Regions from separate parts of the Homo sapiens genome. Here region 2 is linked to region 1. A link is an interaction called in ENCODE POLR2A ChIA-PET data of the cell type or tissue named here. Cell type or tissue: Panc1. All regions are shown on one strand.

Region 1 (5,000 bases):
GAGACAGGGTTTCACCATGTTGGCCAGGCTGGTCTCAAACTCCTGACCTCAGTTGATCCGCCTGCCTTGGCCTCCCAATCAATGTTTCAATAGGAGGATTAGAAGTTGAGAGCCAGTATGTGAGGAGAGGATATTAAAGAGGAATTGAAATATTTTCTACAATTTAATTACAATTTTTTATGAGACCAAAACAGAAGTAAATTGCCTAAAAATATATATTCCTATTTTGCCTTGTTTATTTGCCCAGAAACAATTTTAAGGTTTATAAATGACGTGTTGTTTGGACTAAAGATATAAAGATAGAAGATTTTAACAGACAGTAGAATTTGGTAAAGGAATCCATCAAAAGTTTGTGAAGGAATCTGCATAAAGAAAGTCAAGGAGATAGCTACAAACTCTATGTAGGCAGCATTTATATCCTGGCTAAAACAATTAGCCGGGAATTGTGGCACATCCCTGTGGTCCCAGTTACTCAGGAGTTGCTTGAGCCCAGGAGGTTGAGGATACAGTGAGCCAAGATTGTGCCATTGCACTCCAGCCGGGGCAACAGAGCAAGATTTTGTCTCAAAAGAAATAAATAAATAAAGAAAAGAAACACAAAATAGTTTGCCCAAAATATTTTTGGGGCGTTCATTTTATTTTTATTTTATTTTATTTTATTTTATTTTATTTTATTTTATTTTATTTTATTTTATTTTATTTATTTTATTTTTTGAGACGGAGTCTCGCTGTGTCACCAGGCTGGAGTGCAGTGGCGCAATCTTGGCTCACTGCAATCTTGGCCTCCTGGGTTCAAGCCATTCTCCTGCCTCAGCTTCCCCAGTAGCTGGGATTAAACACGCGCTACCACACCCAGCTAATTTTTGTATTTTTCATAGAGATGGGGTTTCACCGTGTTGGCCAGGATGATCTTGCTCTCCTAACCTCATGATCCACCAATCTTGAGCTCCCAAAGTGCTGGGATTACAGGAGTGAGTCACTGCGCCCAGCCTTTTTGGGGCATTTATTAACTGCTTTTAGACAAACAATTTTGCTCCCTACATATAAGCTCAAATCTCGTGGACTACTGAGGAAGATAAACCTATGGGCCTAATATTTTCCGTCCCTTCTTCCTCCTTGGTGTCCAGTGGGACTAGAACGCTTTCCAGTTGAAAGAGATCATGAAAGCATTAGGCCATTATGCTGAAACCACACCTGATCTGATTACTTCATGCATGCCTTTTCCTGACTGCTAAAGAAAAAGAATTTTGTGTCGGTCTTTACTTTAGAATCACCACATTCAAGTTTTAGAGAAGACAGTTACAAAAGTTGCAAATATTTGTTTTCTAATCTTGGCACAATCCTCTTGCACTACAACAGGTTGCCTCTGAGCATCTATGTGTTAGGCATAATTTCTAGGGGCTGAGAGTGTCTTTTTTAGAAAGTTGTTTTAAAACAAGTATAGTTTGCAAATCTTTTTCTCTAGGGCCTCAGATTATGGTAAAGAAGATACTAAATATGCAAGGTCTCCAGGGTGTGGAAGAAGAGTGTGTGTATCTTGGAATAAACCATCTTTGTATAAAGACAGCAGCCCTCAACTTTCCCCACAGCCAGGGGGATTATGGAAGGTCCAACCCCGCAGGTGAGCGCACATAGCCCTGTCCTCTTAGAGACCAGCTGTTTCTGGTCATTCCATCACAAAGAGTTATGTTTAAAAGTAGGGCAAACTAAAAAGCAGTTTCATTTGGAATATGAAAGTGTCTGTTATTTTATGGACTTGAGTGGGCAGGATACATAAACAGGTGGTTTTTCAAATTACTGGACTTTCCAGATGCAGCTCACTATTGCAGCTGTTCCTACTTTGAACCCCTTAAAAGTGTAGCCAACCCTGCCGTTAACTGAAAGAATATCCCACATCATGAAGCTTTTCATAATTCAAGGGTACTTGGTGCACCTTGCCTTAAATTTTAATAAATAATATGAAATCATGTTCAGTTAAAACCGAAGTTTTTTGATTGCAGTTAATAGATGGAGGAGGGAAAAGACTCTTTTAGTAAGCATTTAAAATGTATGTAATTTTGGGTTGAACCTGAAAGCATTTCATATGCTTAAGAATGAATAATAGCTGCCATTTTGGTATCATCCTTTGCTCAGTATTCTGAGAACAATTTCCCACTAAAGATGATCATAATGCAATTTTACAAGCTGGGGATTCTGAATTCCACGCATGACTTCATACATGGTAGAATATCAATCACCAACTTGTGAAGCTATCTCCTAAACAAATACACAAGCAAAACTAATACTAATGCCAACAGAAAAAGATATTAACATGGTGCCGAGACAATCTGATCTTTTAAACCTAATGCTAGACAACGAGTTAGTGGGTGCAGCGCACCAGCATGGCACATGTATACATATGTAACTAACCTGCACATTGTGCACATGTACCCTAAAACTTAAAGTATAATAATAATAATAAAAATAAATCTTATGCTTTGATTAGATGTATATCAAATAAATAATAATTTTATAAATGACTGTTATACTGATATTAATCACCAATTGCTCTAGAATGCTTTCAAGTTGAAAGGGATCACGGAGGCATTAAACCTTTGTACTATAACCAAAACTGATCTGATTATCACCTGCGTGCATTTTCTTGACTGTTAAAGAAAAATTTGTGTCTGTGCATATTTAAGAATCATTACATTCCAATTTTAGAAAAGCAAGTTATGAATGCATATTTCTGTTTTTCAACAAAGACCTCCTTTCAGATATCCTGATTTGTCTCAGTGCTAACAGAATCATCTAAACACATTTTTCCTCTCATGACAATAGTCCATGGTGAATCACATAATCTTATCTATTCTTCTTTAATGATACATTTCAAAATATTCACTTTGGGCAGTAACTATGTAAAAAGATGGATAACATTTTAAACTTGTTAGCCCTTAATTTCTATTAATATTACAAAAGAGGAATTGGAGGCCAGCCTGGTAACCATGATGATCCCTTCAAATTCTAAAATTCTGTCATTTTGTGCATGTATGTTTCGATCCACAATGCCACTTCGCATTGTCTTCATTTCACATCTGGACCATGATGCAATTACATCTGAACTCTTTTCTGCTCAACTAGACTGGCTACTTTTCATTACCTTCTGTACCTTCACCAGAGTCATTTTACAAAAACGTCACCTTCATTATACCACACCGATGCTTGCAGTCATTTATGGCTGTCCACTGTTGACATGATGTCCAAACTTATCATGAGTGCTGGATTTACAGACTCCGCATTTTACTATGATCAGTCTTTTCACCTTTATCACCTACCACTCTGCCACATGAAATCTCAAATCCCAGTCTGATTGAGCTACTACAACTCCCTTGTGGGAGACATTCTTGTCTCCATGCCTGGCTCGTTTAGAATGCCTTCCTGTGCTTTTGCCCCAGCTATTTGCAATCCATCTGTCCTCCATGACCCAATTCAAACTGCACCTCCTTCATACCATTCTCCATTAAACCAGCTGCAATACATCCTCCTTCTCTGACCCTGCTATCCTTTTCATGGCTGGGTCTCCCTAACACTTCATATTGATACCATTCCCTATTTAAAAACCTTTTTGTTATGCAATATTCAACACTACTGTATTTACTTTTGATTCCTTATCATATATATTATATTTGGTCTGTTTCCAAAATGATGAGAAGGCTTACAGTAGAGATCACATAAGACAGTATGTCAGTTAAAAGGGGGAAGTGAAAATACAGAACCATATGTGGGAACATGAATTAATGAAACTTAAAATCCAGCTATAGATTTGAAACTGCTTCCTGGCAGTCAAGGCAAAAAAAAAAAAAGGAAAAAGGACCAATCAGTTTCCATGTAGCAGTGACTTACTGTTTTGGTTGTATGTATGTATTTTTTAAAAACACTTTTTACCTGTGTGCATGTCGTCTCACTAACTGTAATCTTTGTGATTGCTAGGATTTATTGTAGGAATTACATAGCAAAGCATCTAATCTAGCATATTGCATGGGTTTAATAAATAAATTAATTGATGGCTAATTTTATCAGAATTATAGATTTGAAGCCATTTTATTTATCTAGAAAATCAAAATAAGTACATAATAAACATGTGAATAACAATGTGAACAAAAGATGACACAGAAATCTCAGAGGGAGAATGAAGGGTTTGAGTTTGTGACCACTTTAATTAAAGGAAATTTTAAAAAGTATTCACAAGCTACTTAATATTTTTGGGTAAATGTCTATATTTGGGTAAATTGTCTCATAATGTGGAGCAGCAAGCTTTTAGTAAGATGAGAAATTAATTTTATTGGAACTGGATTGTATACTATAATGTGTGTCATTATTACTAGTAAAATAGGTAATAATGCTGCACCTTCTTGAATATAAACTCATGCCACACATGAGTTTTCTTTCCTCTCCAGAAATGAAACTGGGGTTTCATTTCTTCTCTAGAGTTTTGTTGTTGTTTTCTTTAACTTGGCAAGGGGATGCTTTTACAATGCAGAGAACACCCTAATCTGGCACTGTCCAATAGAGATTTCTGTGCTGATGGAAATGTTCTATGTCTGTGCCACTAGCTTTACCTGTTGCACACTCACAACGTGGCTAGTGTGACTAAGGAACTGAATTTTAAATTTTACTTGATATTAATTACTTGAAATTTAAATGGAAACACAAATGGCTAGTGATTACCATATTGGACAGAGCAGCTTTTACAGGGCTGCTTGCTTTTAGGACCAACTTTTCCTTACTTGATTGGGTACCTTTAACAGTAGATTCCATTGGCCACTGGTTCTTTCTTATTATGTGAAGTTTTAAGCTACCATGCATTAGCAGTAAAGCTTTGGGTGCTTTTAAGAAGCACCCAAAATTATTGTCATGATTTTTTTAAGAAGTCTGTGTTGTTGGCCAGGTGTAGTGGCTCACATCTGTAATCCCAACACTTTGGGAGGCCAAGACCAGTGGATCACTTGAGGTCAGGAGTT
Region 2 (5,000 bases), 300 kb before region 1:
CATGATTAGACTGGGGTTGTGTGTTTTCAGCAGGAAGACCACAGAGGTCAAGTGCTGTTTTCACCATATCATATTAAGGTTGCCTACGACCAACATGACTTAGCATTGTTGATGCTGACTTTGATCACCTGGCTGAGGTAGTGTCTGCCAGGTTTCTCTACCGTAAAGTTCTCATTCTCTCCCCCTTTCCATGACTGTACTCTTTGGAAGGAAGTCACTATGCTCAGATCCTACTTAGGGAATGGGGGATTATGCTTGACTTTTTGAGGGAGGAGAGGCTATGTAAATTATCTGGAATTCTGCATGGGAGACTTTTCCCTTCTCCTCCATTTATTTATTCAATCATTTATATTACTACTGATTTATGAATATTTATTTTATACTTTAGGTTATAATATGATATTTCCTTTTATTTTTATTTATTTATTTTTTTTGTGACAGAGTCTCACTCTATTGCCCAGGTTGGGGTGCAGTGGTGTGATCTCGGCTCACTGCAACCTCTGCCCTCCGGGTTCAAGCGATTCTCCTTCCTCAGCCTCCCAAGTAGCTGGGATCACAGGTGCCTGCCACCACGCTCGGCTAATTTTTGTGTTTTTAGTAGAGATGGGGTTTCACCATCTTGGACAGGCTGGTCTTGAACTCCTGACCTCGTGATCCACCCGCCTTGGCCTCCCAAAGTGCTGACACACCGCGCCCGGCCTATGATATTTCTTTATATTGTTGCTCAAATTGTACCAGCTTTGGCTACTGGGCACTCTTTCAGTTAGGTTTTATGTCCCCATCATTGTGTATCTTTACACAATGTATATACATGTATCTTTATTTTAGGATTTTCTTACTTTTCTAGCACTGGAAAATGCTCCAGGATCATCTTGTTTGGTGGGTATTTTCAGGACTTACCAAAATAACATCAAGCATCTTTCTTTCTGTAGGGATTTGCCCAATTACTGTGTATTTCCAAAAGGACTATCTTATTTATTTCCTGCCCCAGTCTCAAATGCATGAGTTAATGACCTATAAAAATCCACAGTAGGCTGGGCGTGGTGGCTCACGCTTGTAATCCCAGCACTTTGGGAGGCGGAGGTGGCAAATAACCTGAGGTCAGGAATTCGAGACCGACCTGGCCAACGTGATGAAACCCCATCTCTACTAAAAAAATACAAAAATTAGCTGGGTCCTGTAATCCCAGCTACTTGGGAGGCTGAGGCAGGAGAATTGTTTGAACCCATGAGGCAAAGCTTGCAGTGAGGCGGAGGTTGCAGTGAGCCGAGGGTGTGCCATTGCACTCCAGCCTGGGCGACAAGAGCAAAACTCCGTCTCAAAGCAAAAAAACAAAAAACACCACAGTAATGAAATACTTGTCTTGTGACAAAGCAAGAAACAAGACAAACACAGAACTGCCTGCACATACTATACCATAGCAGAACAGACCCCCACAGCCAACAGATTCCAGAAAGAACAGCATGAAATCAATGGGAGATATTACAAGTTCAAAATGGTAGGTACATAGAACAGGCCACTGAAGACTGATCACCTTTGAGGTAGAAACAAGTGGCAGTGTAGGAAGCAGGAAATGGAGAAATTAAAAAGCAGACCAGCCAAACTTGTTACAGTAGGCAAAGTTCTCTTTGCCAGAAGCAGGATGGATTCTAATATTGTTATCAAGTACAATCATTTACTTAAACTTTCATTTTGTAAAAGGTACTGTGGATTTTCCTCCTAGTTCTGACATTTTAGGAAGAGTTCTTGGTTTTCTCAGACTTTCTCACACTTTCATTAAGAATGAAAATGTAGAGTGGTTTCATTTAGCCAGGTCTCATGGAAGGCTCTGTAAGTGAAGCCCACCCCAAGCTAGGAATTCTGTCTATTGCTCTTAATCTTCAATGCTTTTGCAGACCATTAACTCAGGAGTCCTCACTTTGTCACTGAAGTAAGTAAGCACAAAACAAAGGTTGCATTTCTTTGGAGAACCGAGAATCATCAGTCAAAAGCAGACAGAATTTTGCCTCAAGTCTTATCCTTCTCTTTTCAGACTTCCTTTTCTAGCTCTAGCTTCTTGTTTCTTACCACTCCTATCTCTTTGGGTTTTGCTCTCACTTTGAAAATCTGACAAACGGAGCGGCCAACACAGTAATGATAATTATTTTTTGCATGGGAGAAACTTTCCTAGGTACTTTTTAGCAGGGATTTTATAAAGACAATATGCTAATTTTAATGGTAGGAAGAACAGATCTTAAGAGGTAGGGAAGATTGTTTGGGCCAGAAGAGGCCTTATGCTACAGTTGAGATGCATATCCTGCTTTCGTCTTTCAGATATTTTTAGGGAATAAAAGACTCTCCACTCCCTGCAAAAAAGAGGCTTATATTAATAGTGCATTTTCACCATTAGTGGTGACTCTGCTATTTAACAGTTCTAGCAGTTATTAGTGTTCCCAGTGTTTTCAAGACCCACCAAAAGGATACCAAGCATCTCCCTTCCTTTTGGCATCTAATCAGATGCTCCGTATTTCCAAGGACTATTAAAAGAATGGATTTGTGTATTTGGTCCAGGAATTCCAAAATAACCTGGAACTGTCATAATAAACAGATTTCTGAGCTGGGTGTGGTGGCTTACGCCTGTAATCCCAGGACTTTGGGAAGTCTAGGTGGGCAGATCACCTAAGGTCAGGAGTTTGAGACCAGCCTGGTCACCATGGAGAAACCCCAACTCTACTTAAAAAAAAAAAAAAAAAAACCAGAAATAAGCTGGGCATGGTGGCGCATACCTGTAGCCCCACCTAGCTGCTTGCGAGGCTGAGGCAGGAGAATTGCTTAAACCCGGGAGGCAGAGGTTGCAGGGCTGAGATCATGCCACTGTACTCCAGCCTGGGCAATAGAGTGGTAGAGTGAGAATCTGTCTCAAGAAAGAAAACAAAAAAACAGATTACTGGCTTTTTTTTTTTTTTTAAACCAACTAATTATAAGATACATGTGAAATAAAGAATGTTGTTAACTGGTCATTTTCTAAGTGGCAAACAGAGAAGAGAGGAGGTGATGACTATCAGTTCTTAAACACCAGATTTCAAAGTGTTTGAGATTTAACATAAATTATTAAGTAGGGGTTCCAGAATATATGATTTCTATTCTTCATCACTTTTTGAATTGGAAATACTAAAAAGTAACTATGTATGACTTATCTTCTGTGGCTACTTCTAAAATGATAATTTGGAACCGCAACTTCTTTATAATGCACGTTTAATGAGTGGCTGTATGTATTTATCTTTAATGTCTTTATTTTCTCCATCAACAAGTGTTTATTAGTAACATATTATTATATCCCAGGAAGACTGATAGAGATGCAAAAATAAAACATAAGCTCACAATGTGGCAACAAGTTAATAAATAATTGTAATATAACTTGAAAAGTAAAATTACAAACGTATGTATTAGGGAAAGTGGCAGCACAGAAAAATCAGGGCCAATGTGGAATTTGGTAGATTGGGGAAGATTTTGCAGAAGAGGAGATCCTTGAGTTGGGTATTAAAGGAAGAGTATGAGTTTAACATCTCCCAGACAGATGGGAGGGGTGGGGGCTGATGGAAAGGCATTTACAGATGAAGGAACAGTCTGTATGAGAGCAAAGACAGGAAAATGGAGGACATGTAAAAGTCTTTTGGAGTGGCTGGAGCATAGGTGAGTATCGAAGAGCTGTGAACTGTGGTGCTCATGGAGGCAGCGGCCTAATCACTGAGGTCCTTTTCAAACTTTACTTAGGACCGTGTATAAAAGGTGGAAACTTTGGAGGTTAACTGAAAATGTGTGTATTAGAAAAATTGGAAATTGAATTTAGAAATGGTGAAACTGGAGAGAGAAAGGCCAATTAGGAGACCATTTAAGAGGTTAAGGTAAAAGATAACAAGAGCCTGAGGTAAGGCAGTAGAAAAACAAAAGAAGACAAAGACATAAGAGATGTTTAAGTGATAGAATTTTAGGCAGGGCCTGGTGGCTCATACTTAGAATCTCAGTGCTTTGGGAGGGTGAGGTGGGAAGATCACTTGAGCCCAGGAATTTAAGACCAGCCTGGGAAACACAGGGAGAGCCTGTCTCTACAAACAAAAAAATAATAATAAATTTAGCCAGATGTGGTGATGTGCATCTGTGGTCCCAGCTATTCAGGAGGCTGAGGTGGAAGGATGGCTTGAGACTGGGAGGTTGAGGCTGCAGTGAGCCATGATTGTTCCACTACACGCCAGCCTGGATGATAAAGTGAGACCCCATCACACACACACAAAAAAGATATAGAATTTTAATAACTACTTGAGCCTTGGGAAACACTAACATTTAAAGTGTGGGTGCTGTCACTGCAGTGGTACTGCCCTTGCTGCCTGCTGACCAGGGAAGGAGCAAAAACCCTGAGTGCTTTAGCCACACCTCCAGCAAGCTGCAGTTGCCCTAAGGAGAGGCCAGTTTGTCTCCCCCAGGTGTCATCCACCCTGCTGCTTATTACCAGGCAGGGTCTTACCGGCTTGGGTCCACAGCACAGCCAGCCCATTCTGGGCTGATCATAGTGACTGATAGCTGGTCTGCATCTTTCTGGGGTGAAACCCCAAGAGACAAGTGAAAGCCCCTCTGCCACAACCACTGCTAAAGTTCCTTCCCCTGTTGCCTTCAAGCTGGGGAGGGAACATAAAGCCCAAGATCGCCCGGGAGCTGCAATGTGCAACCTGTGGGTGCCAAGCTGAGATCTGTAGCCAGCAATCAAGTGGGAGAGAAACCTACACTTTCAGAGCACTGAAAGGTAGATGGCTGCAATTAGGAGAAAATACAGAGGAGCCACGTGACTGAGCAAAAGCCTACCTACTTCCATTATGTTTAAGTGCCACCTACTGAATCACAGCCCCAAACTTCAACACCAAAAATGCTTTGCTAATATACCCCTCTGTGAAACCAAGGACAATAATTCAGCTTCAAATAAAGACTCTACACAAATTTTCGATCCTCTGAAAACATCCAGGAAATAA

What was found. Peaks named below come from ENCODE experiments on the same cell type or tissue, not always from the same donor. Only the 100,000 strongest peaks of a DNase experiment are listed, where the experiment ranks them.
Region 2: POLR2A ChIA-PET joins it to region 1 with 8 read pairs; 2 of 35 experiments call an interaction of 5 or more read pairs at or near these places.

What each region holds. Positions count from the first base shown.
Region 1 is chr7:116,529,051-116,534,050 of GRCh38, reverse strand. The region is part of intron 2 of CAV1 (caveolin 1); the gene reads right to left. Among named protein-coding and RNA genes, the nearest start is that of CAV1, 6.5 kb to the right of the region's middle. In Panc1, no CTCF peak of the experiment used is centred here; no DNase peak of the experiment used is centred here; H3K4me3 peaks cover 1,348 bases; H3K27ac peaks cover 4,647 bases.
Region 2 is chr7:116,826,261-116,831,260 of GRCh38, reverse strand. The region is part of intron 1 of LOC124901731 (a long non-coding RNA gene); the gene reads right to left. Among named protein-coding and RNA genes, the nearest start is that of CAPZA2, 34 kb to the left of the region's middle. In Panc1, a CTCF peak has its summit at 2,774; no DNase peak of the experiment used is centred here.